Regions from separate parts of the Homo sapiens genome. Here region 1 is linked to region 2. A link is an interaction called in ENCODE POLR2A ChIA-PET data of the cell type or tissue named here. Cell type or tissue: HepG2. All regions are shown on one strand. Each heading gives the region's core, and the rest is flanking DNA. Links, peaks and the distances in the headings are about the cores only.

What was found. Peaks named below come from ENCODE experiments on the same cell type or tissue, not always from the same donor. Only the 100,000 strongest peaks of a DNase experiment are listed, where the experiment ranks them.
Region 1: POLR2A ChIA-PET joins it to region 2 with 6 read pairs; 13 of 35 experiments call an interaction of 5 or more read pairs at or near these places.

The regions. Positions count from the first base shown.
Region 1 is chr12:12,308,813-12,314,190 of GRCh38, reverse strand. No RefSeq gene overlaps it. Among named protein-coding and RNA genes, the nearest start is that of MANSC1, 39 kb to the left of the region's middle. In HepG2, for the core only: no CTCF peak of the experiment used is centred there; DNase peaks (open chromatin) are centred at 1,230 and 2,570.
Region 2 is chr12:12,254,120-12,259,497 of GRCh38, reverse strand. The region is part of intron 1 of LRP6 (LDL receptor related protein 6); the gene reads left to right. Among named protein-coding and RNA genes, the nearest start is that of LRP6, 10 kb to the left of the region's middle. In HepG2, for the core only: no CTCF peak of the experiment used is centred there; a DNase peak (open chromatin) is centred at 3,067.

The sequences.
Region 1 (5,378 bases), core at 120-5,119, 55 kb before region 2:
CCCTTAACCTTTAGAATCCTAGCTGTTACCCAACTGAACTTGGGTCTGCTTACGCAGCACACAGGAAAAACAAACAAACAAACACTGACGCTGGGATTTACAGCAAGCGGAAGTGAGGCATTTATTGCCTGGTGCCAGGCAAGGAGAACTGGGCAGCAAACTAATGCTGAAGACTTGAACTCCCTAATGACTTACAGGTAAGGATGTTTAAGAAAGCAGAAGTTGGCCAGGTGGTTCACACCTGTAATCCCAGCACTTTGGGAAGCGGAAGCAGGAGGATAGCTTGAGCCCAGTTCAAGATCAGCCTGGGAAACATAGTGAGACCCTGTCTCTATTTTTTATAAAAATAAATAAATAAATACACACACAAACACACACACACACACACACACACACACACACATATATATAATATATATATATATATATATATATTTTTTTTTTGAGACGGAGTCATATTCTGTTGCCCAGACTGGGGTTCAGTGGCATGATCTCAGCTCACTGCAGCTTCCGCCTCCCAGGTTCAAGTGATTCTCCTGCCTCAGCTTCCCAAGTAGTTGTGAATACAGGTGTGTGCCACCGTGCCCAGCTAATTTTTGTATTTTTAGTAGAGACAGGATTTTGCCATGTTGGCCAGGCTGGTTTTGAACTCCTGACCTCAGGTGATCTGCCCACCTCAGCCTCCCAAAGTGCTGGGATTATAGGCATGAGCCACCGTGCCTGACCAAAAATATTTTTTAAATGGGAAAAAAAAAAAAAGAGGCTGGGCATGGTGGATCAGGCCTGTAATTCCAGCACTTTCGGAGGCCGAGGTGGGCGGATCACAAGGTCAGAAAATCAAGACCATCCTGGCTAATGCGGTGAAACTCCGTCTCTACCAAAAATACAAAAAAATTAGCCGGGCATGGTGGCAGGTGCCTGTAGTCCCAGCTACTTGGGAGGCTAAGGCAGGAGAATGGCGTGAGCCCGGGAGGCAGAGTTGCAGTGAGCCGAGATCGCACCACCGCACTGCAGCCTGGGCGACAGAGAGAGACTCTGTCTCAAAAAAAGGAAACAAAAGTTACAGGCAAAATAGTAAATCAATATATGGAGGTTATACATTGATTTGGCCACCAAAAAGTGGGATGTCTCAAAGCAGGAGCTTACAGGTCATAATTGGATTCAGAGACTCTTTGATTTGGAGTTGGTTAAGGAGCAAGGCTTTGTCTAAAAACTGGGGGTCATCGGAAAGGAATGTTAAGGTTTGGCCTGTGGGCCTGACTCCCTCCAGGCTGCTCAGGGAGAAATTCAGAACAGTCAGAGTTCAGTCCTTACTTCTCCCTTATCTGAGGTCTATGTGACAGTGATCAGCATTTTTCATCTGGTGGGGGTCCAGCTTTCTGATAAACAACTCAAAGAACAGGCACGGTGGCTCACCCCTGTAATCCCAGCACTTTGGGAGGCCAAGGCGGGCGGATCATGAGGTCAAGAAATCGAGACCATCCTGGCCAACATGGTGATTCCCTGTCTCTACTAAAAATATAAAAATTACCCGGGCGTGGTGGCATGTGCCTGTAGTCCCAGCCACTTGGGAGGCTGAGGCAGGAGAATGGCTTGAACCCGGGAGGCAGAGGTTGCAATGAGCCGAGATCACGCCACTGCACTCCAGCCTGGTGACAGAGCCAGACTCCATCTCAAAAACAAACAAACAAACAAAAAACAACTCAAGAACATACATTAAGATGTTGTCTTTTAGTTTCTACAGGCAACTGAAATAGCTTGTGACTCTAACTTGCTTAGAAGACTTATTTTTTAAGTTACTGCTCTCTCTTTTTTTTTTTTTTTTGAGACAGAGTCTCATTCTGTCGCCCAGGCTGGAGTGCAGTGGGGTGATCTCGGCTCACTGCCAGCTCCGCCTCCCAGGTTCACGCCATTCTCCTGCCTCAGCCTCCTGAGTAGCTGGGATTACAGGCGCCCGCCACCACGCCTGGCTAATTTTTTGTATTTTTAGTAGAGACGGGGTTTCACCGTGTTAGCCAGGATGGTCTCGATCTCCTGACTTCGTGATCCACCCGCCTCGGCCTCCCAAAGTGCTGGGATTACAGGCGTGAGCACCACGCCCCACCTACTGCTCTCTTCTTGGATTGCTCATTTACTTCTCAAGTCTAGCTAGGTGCCTGGAATCTCCTGTGAAGGAACTCAAAACTTGTCCTTTATTTTCGTGCTTGTGGTGGTGGGGGTGGGGGCACCTGGCAGGTCCCTAAGAGGAGTCCCTGCTCCATCTTCTAACATTGACAGATACCACACATTTTATGATTAAGAAACAGAGTCACACATATAGGTTATGAATCATATCTCAATTCTATTGGGTATATGTTATATAACACAAGTGAAACTTTTCTGTGGGGGTGAGGATTATAAGTATTTACTTTAAAGTGTCCAACATTATAAGATATCAACATTAACAGAAAAAAAAGGGGGGGGGAATTTCCCTCTCAATTTTTTTCCCCTTCACTCAAAGCTAAGAAAACATGCCCGCACCTTTTACTGCTACCTGTATTGTATCCTGCATTCCCTAGCCTTGTTTACTTATAGGTTCAAGTTCAACTTTGCCCAGGTCCTGAACTATAATAGGACTTAGGCAGCGGCTGGGCGCAGTGGCTCACGCCTGTAATCCCAGCACTTTGGGAGGGCAAGGCGGGCAGATCACCTGAGGTCAGGGGTTCAAGACCAGCCTGGCCAACATGGTGAAACCCCATCTCTACTAAAAATACAAAAATTAGCTGGGCATGGTGGCATGTGCCTGTAATCCCAGCTACTTGGGAGGCTGAGGCAGGAGAATTGCTTGGACACGGGAGGCGGAAGCTACAGTGAGCCGAGATCATGCCACTGCACTCCAGACTGGGGGATAAAGGGAGACTCTGTCTCAAAAAAAAAAAAAAAAAAAAAAAGTCTGGACACAATGGCTCATGCCTGTAATCCCAGCACTTTGGGAGGCCGAGGTGGGCAGATCATTTGAGGTCAGGAGTTCAACACCAGCCTGACAAACATGGTGAAACTCCATCTCTACTAAAAATAAAAAAAGTAGCCAGGTGTGGTGGCACATGCCTGTAGTCCCAGCTCCTTGGGAGGCTGAGGCAGGAGAATCGCCTGAATCTGGGAGGTGGAGGTTGCAGTGAACTGAGATCATGCCATTGGCACTCTAGCTTGGGCGACAGAACAAGACTGTCTCAAAAAAAAAAAGACTTAGGCAGCAAGTAATTGCTGTTCAGGCCTGGTGTATGAACTTTAAGCCTTGACTGGGCACGGCGGCTCATGCCTGTAATCCCAGTGCTTTGGGAGGCTGAGGTGGGCAGATCACCTGAGGTCAGGAGTTCAAGAGCAGCTTGGCTAACATGGTGAAATCCCGTTTCTACAAAAAATACAAAAAATTAGCCGGGTGTGGTGGCATGCGCCTGTAATCCCAGCTACTCGGGAGGCTAAGGCAGGAGAATCGCTTGAACCCGGGAGGTGGAGGTTGCAGTGAGCTGAGATCGTGCCATTGTACTCCAGCTTGGGCAACAAGGGCAAAACTCTGTCTCAAAAAAAAAACAAACCACGGAACTTTAAGCCTTAGGCACAGTTATACTAACTGTAATAAATATTTGTCATGTTTTTGCACCTGCCCAGTGTCCTTCCCCTTTCTTCTGTTAACACTATCCTGTGTTTTTGTTGAGGGTAGCGTATGGGACAGTGAGGAGATGGCGGAAAAGCCCAGTCCCTCCCCGGTCTTGGTATTCATGGTGGGGGCTATCACCGTGCTCTGCTTCTCCAACATGGGGATGGGCTCTGTGTTTATGAATCTGAAGGTTTTTTTCAGACTCTGGATACATGGATGGATATTTAAGCAGTAGCTGTATAGGCCGTCCCCTGAAATTCTGGTTCAATCAGGGCCGGAGCATCAGTATTTTTTAAATTCCCCAGGTGTGCTGCTGTGTAGACCGCCGAGTTGAGATCCACTGGACCAGCACAGGGAAGCCATGACATGGGGACCCTGAGACCTTCTACTCTCCCCAATTCAAGGGACCATCTTTTCCCCTGCCCTTCCTCCATCTGTTTCACTTTTGAACTTCCCTCTGGATTATCCGTATTATGAAGAAAATATTTGTGCTATAAAGTTAATACAGAAGTAAAATTTTTAGGTTAAAAAAACTCCACCAGCCGGGCATGGTGGCTCACGTCTATAATCCCAGCACTTTGGGAGGCCAAGGTGGGCGGATCACGAGGTCAAGAGATGGAGACCATCCTGGCCAACATGGTGAAACCCCGTCTCTACTAAAAATACAAAAAATTAGCTGGGCGTGGTGGCGTGTGCCTGTAGTCCCAGCTACTCGGGAGGCTGAGGCAGGAGAATGGTGAGAACCCGGGAGGCAGAGCTTGCAGTAAGCCGAGATCACGCCACTGCACTCCAGCCTGGGCGACAGAGCGAGACTCTGTCTCAAAAAAAAAAAAATTCCACCAAAGTTGGTGGATCATTTGTGACATTTTTACTATTCTCAGACCCAACTGCGGGATTGTGCTGTCCTAAACAGACTCCACAGTTCCAAGCATGACATATCTGGGTTAATAGACAGATGATTCTGTCAGTGATGTGAGAAGACAGCCAGCAGTAGGAAGCAGCAGAGGCCGTTTGGGGACATTTTCTAGGGGGTAGTGGGCCTATTCTGATATATTTCTTTTTTTTTTTTTTTTTTTTTTGAGGCAAGGTTTTGCTCTGTCACCCAAGCTGGAGTGCAGTGATGTACTCATGGCTCACTGCGGCCTCAACTTCCTGAGTTCAAGCAATCCTCCCATCTTGGCCTTGTGAGCGTCTAGGACTACAGGCACATACACCAACCCTGGCAAATTTTTTATTTTCTGTAGAGATGGGGTCTCACTTTGTTGTCCAGGGTGGTCTCAAACTCCTGGCCTCAAGGAATCCTCCCATCTTGGCCTCCCAAAGTCCTGGGATTACAGGTGTGAGCTACCATGTCCGACCATATTCTGACATTAGGACCCTAAAGTAGAAAGACATGTAGTCCAGCCAAATGAAATTGAACCTGTAATTCTGTAAAAGGGCATACTTTTCTAAGTTTGGTGCTATCTAGATACTAAAATTTTGATTCAGATACTCACAAGAGACTACTATGGTCCATGTGTTAGATATATCTATATCTCCAAAACATGTTTTAATCAGGACTTTATAAAGATAACAAGTAAATGGATTTGTTTGGAAAGACTAAGCCCATGCTCTAGGGTGCGAACCATTTACAGCTTACTCTCACAGAGGTTCATGTATAATAAACTATAATGTGATACTTTCTGTGTAACATCATTTATTATTTCTCTGGCAGCAGCAGCTGGAAATTACTGCTCAGACA
Region 2 (5,378 bases), core at 286-5,285:
AGCGGTATCATAACTTGTAGTTTCTGTAATATCTTGCTTGGAAGGACCTTGTATAAGTGCTTAAATATTTTGGAACTAATTTCAGGAGGAGATTGGGGATGCAAAATGAAATTATATTTTTAGGCAGAAAACTACATTAAGTTATGTAAGTTATTAACACCAGGCCTAAAGTTATTGATGAGACTCTCAATAAAAATAACATGACCAGCAGTAGTCTTTTTTTTTTTTTTTTTTTGAGATGGAGTCTCGCTCTGTCACCCAGGCTGGAGTGCCGTGCCATGATCTTGGCTCACTGTGACATCTGCCTCCTGGGTTCAAGTGATTCTCCTGTCTCAGCCTCCCAAGTAGCTGGGATTAGTAGGCGCCCACTATCATGCCTACCTAATTTTTGTGTTTTTAGTAGAGATGGGGTTTCACCATGTTGGCCAGGCTGGTCTCGAACTCCTGACCTCAGGTGGTCCACCCGCTTTGGCCTTCCAAAGTGCTGGGCTTACAGGCGTGAGCCTGCTGCACACAGCTGTCATTTTTTTTTTCCCAAGAAAATAGTCACCCAAATATTGGAAACCTACCTTTATCAAATTATGTATGTTTAACCAGGAGGCTATTTTCTCTAATGGTCTTAGTCATTGTTTTATCACTACAAGACCCAAACTACAAGTAAAGGACTGCAAGGGATAGGAGTCTTCCTCACTAATGATTAGCTTTATTGGTACGTATAATTTAAGTACTGTATATCCATATATCCAGTTTAAAGATACTATGTTTTGCAAGTCTGAGAAAGGTGACGAGTGAACTTCATTACCATGAATTCTTAGCTACACATTATATTGTCTTTATTTGTAACCTTCTAGATTTATGCTAATGCAGAAATAGCTCTTTGATGAAAAGTTTTTGAAGAGTAGACCTTTTTCCCCTTTATATGCACCATGTACCAGAGGTTTGCACATATTGAGCACTGTAAATTTTACATTTAAAGTAATATAAAAAGATGTGAATTTTTATGACATTTATTTGGAATGCCATTTTGTGTTTTGACTCAATCGTTCATTAGCTATAGTTAAATTATAAATTTGTAACGATTACAAAGATTTCTTAGTCTGGGTCATGGTGGCTCACACCTGTAATCCCATCTCTTTAGGAGGCCAAGGCGAGAGGATCACTTGAGGTCAGGAGTTCAAGACCAGCCTGGGAAACATCTATAAAAAATTAAAAAATTATCTGGTCACGATGGCACATGCCTGTAGTTTCAGCTGCTTAGAAGGCTGAGGCAGGAGGATCACTTGAGCCCAGGAACTCAAGGCTACAGTGAGCCATGATCATGCCACTGCACTCCATATCACAGACAAAACCCTGTCTTTCAAAATAAATAAATAAAGATTTCTTAGCATAGATTAGATATGTTAAATAGACTACTAAAAAATCAGCATATTCATATCTGAGATTGAATTCAAGGTGTGGACTATGTAACGTGTTTTCTGGTTTTAGGATATAACTATTGCACTGATATAATTAGTTTTTTTTTTTTTTTTGAGACAGGGTCTCACTGTGTTTCCTAGGCTGGAGTGTGGTGTGATGCTATCATGGCTCACTGCAGCCTGGACCTCCTGGTCTCAGGCGATCCTCCTGCCTCAGCTTCCAGAGTAGCTGGGACTATAGGCACGTGCTACCACGCCCGGCTCATTTTTAATTTTTTTTTTTTTTTTTTTTTTTTTTTTTTTGTAGAGACAGGGTCTTACTATGTTGCTCAGACTGGTCTCGAATTCCTGGGCTCAAGTGATCCTCCTGCCTTGGTTTCCCAAAGTGCTTGCGATTACAGGCATGAGCCACCATGCCTGGCCTCAAGTACTTTTTTCTTTCTTTCTTTTTTTTTTTTCATTAAGCCCTTTCTATCAAGTACTTTTTTTTTTTTTTTTCCTTGAGAGGGAGTCTTGCTCTGTCGCCCAGGCTGGAGTGCAGTGGCGTGATCTCGGCTCACTGCAAGCTCCGCCTCCCAGATTCATGCCATTCTCCCGCCTCAGCTTCCCAAGTAGCTGGGACTACAGGCGCCCACCACCACGCCCAGCTAATTTTTTTTGTATTTTTTTAGTAGAGACGGGGTTTTACCGTGTTAGCCAGGATGGTCTGATCTCCTGACCTCGTGATCCACCCGCCTCGGCCTCCCAAAGTGCTGGGATTACAGGCGTGAGCCACCGCACCCGGCCTGTCAAGTACTTTTTTAAACCAAGTTTTTTGGAGCTATAATTCACATACAGTAAAAATCTCCATTTTACAATGTCTAGTTCGGTGGCTTTTAGTATACTCACAGGGTTGTAAAACATCACCACTATCTCATTCCAGAACGCTTATCATCCCCTGCTCCCTCAAAACCCATACATTTCCCATTTCTCCCTTCCCTCAGCCTCTGGTAACCATGAATTTACTTTCTGTCTCTATGGATTTGCTTACTCTGAATATTTCATATAAATGGAATAAAATATGTGGCCTTTTGTGTCTAGCTTCTATCACTTAGCATTTTCAGGGTTCATTCATGTTGCATGTGTCAGTACTTCATTCCTTTTAATGGCTGAGTAATCCATTGTATGGATATATTAAATACTTTCAAATGAGTGTGGGTTTGATTATTGGAGTCTTTACCTTGAGAAATTATTTCTGAATCTCAGCTTTTGATACGTTAAAAAAATCTGTTTTTTTTGAAACAGAGTCTTGCTTCATCACCCAAGGAGGAGTGCAGTGGCACAATCTCTGCTCACTGCAACCTCTGCCTCCTGGGTTCAAGTGATTCTCATGCCTCAGCCTCCTGAGTAGCTGGGACTACAGGCGTGTGCCACCATGCTGGCTAATTTTTGTATTTTTAGTAGAGAGGGGGTTTGGCTATGTTGGTCAGGCTGGTCTTGACCTCCTGACCTCAAGTGATCTGCCTGCCTTGGCTCCCAAAGTGCTGGGATTACAGGCATGAGCCACCACTCTGGCCTATGTTTGTTTGTTTGTTTTGAGCTGGTGTCTCTGTCACCCAGGCTGGAGTGCAGTGGCGCGATCATTGCTCACTGCAGCCTGGACCTTCCCAGGCTCCGGTGATCCTTCCAACTAAGTTTTTGTATTTTTTATAGAGATGGGGTTTCACCATGTTGCTCAGGCTGGCCTTGAACTCCTGGGCTCGGTGATACACCCGCCTCTGCCTCCCAGAGTGCTGGGATTACAGGCATGAGCCACCGCGCCTGGCCTAAAAAATATTTTAAGTTCCTGTTTTTCTGCTGGAGAAGCACTAAATAGTTTACCAGTATCTCGTGTTTCTGAATAGCCCTGTCAATCGTCCTGTTGCAGTTAAATCTTTTTACTAAATTCATATCTAGAGTAAGAAAATAGAAGAGGTATTAGAAATTACCTGGGCCAACTCCTTCGTTTTATAAATCAGAAAGATGAATGACTAAAGCCAGATTGTTTGTACTCTGGACAGTAATTTTACGTGCAGGACTTTCTGTATGTACCTTATTTTACCTGGGCCTTCTTGTGGTTTTGAAAGAGATGCTGATGACTTTGATAGAGGGAAATACATATTAATGTAAAATTTGGCATTTGCAAATAGGTAGTTTGTCATAGTACTTATACTGTAAATAAAAACAAAGCTGAGGCCAAGGTGCAGTGGCTCACACCTGTAATCCCAGCACTTTGGAAGGCCGTGGCAGAGGATCGCTTGAGCTTAGGAGTTTGAGACCAGCCTGGACAACACAGTGAAACCTCATCTCTACAAAAAAAATCCAAAAAAATTAGCCAGGCATGGTGGTGCCTATAATCCCAGCTGCTTGAGAGGCTGAGGAGGGAGAATCGCTTGAACCTGGGAGGTGGAGGTTGCAGTGAGATGAGATCGCACCACTGCACTCCAGCCTGGATGGCAGAGTGAGACTCTGTCTCAAAAAAAAAAAAAAAAAAAAAAGTGACCAAACCCAAAAGCAAAAACAAAGCTAGACTTAGGTAAGGAGAGACTTTATTTGAAAGGATTTTTGCAGTAGAAGGACATGCTTACTACAGGATCTGCAACACACTTCAAAATCAAACCGAAAAAGGCTTTTTTTTTTTTTATAGAAAGGAGAAGTAAGCAGGGCTATCAGGAACTTTGTGGGAATGTGGGCCAAATAGGTAGGGGTGAGCAGATTGCATGACCAGGACTATTTAACTGGAAAGCATTTTTTTTTTTTTCTGCAGTCAGCTAATGGTCAGAATGAGGGAAGAAGTTGTGCATCTACTTTCTTAAGCTTAGGGCAAGCCAAAGTTTAGGAATTTGTGGGGAGAAGAGAATCCTGACTAAAGTTTATTCAAGCCAAGTCAATGAGTAAGTAATGGGCAATTGTGATGTGCACTGGTCAGTCTCCCTGTTGTTTAAAACAAAATCAGTCACTGTTGACAATGGAATAAGAGTCATTGAGAAGTTGATCTCATTAGATTGGGCCTGATTATTTACATAGGTGTAGCAATAATAGTAATTTATCATATAATAGGTCTTTTAATATTGCCTTGCTGAAAGTTTTTTTAAGGAATCTGATTGGACTTTAAAATGCCTCTTGAGACTATAAAGGTAAGTCAAGAACTGACCATCAGGTTTCACTTGTAATACCTATAAATTTGGGTGAATTCCTGTCTTGAAGTTCCCAAAATATTCTAGGATTTTTGAGCCTGCCGGGAAGTGATCTTGCTTAATTCACCTGCAAGGCTGGGAACTCTGTAAGCCAGTTACCAGGCCAGTTTTCCTAAGAGGACTGTAAGCGTTGGTTCATAAAGTCAACTGTAACTTAGAAGTATTTGGTCATACCTGATTAAATGAATATTTTCAAATGTGGCATTCCAGTCAAAGCCTTGGTTGCATAAGTAATGTTTCCAGCTAGAAGGCAGACTCATTGAACCTCTGCAGATAACTATATTGCCATGAAAATAAAAATAATAAGAGTTTTTGAATTCTGGAGGAGTAAGACGGGGGAGAAAAAGATAAGTGTTTATTTCGGTTTACAAAAACATAGTCTCCTTAAATTGTTGTGAGTTATAGATAGCTTCAGAGAAAAGAGAAAGGGGTTCCTTATATCCAGAAAATAGGACGCTAAGGCATCAGCAATATTTTAAACGAAACCCATAATCATCCTTCATCAGTTTATTCAGTCCTATGTAATTAATTCTTGTTCTGCTGGATCTGTGTTAGCAGTCTCACGAACCCATCTGTTTTTCTACTAGCTGTTTGGAAATCTTGACTCAGTCCACTGGTGTGGTCTCAGAGTTATTTAAGTGATGCCATCAGACGCTTGTGTTCAGGTTACCTGGCGTAGTAGTTTTCCTTTTTCTTTCTTTCTTTTTTTTTTTTTTTTTTTTTTGAGACAGAGTCTCACTCTGTCACC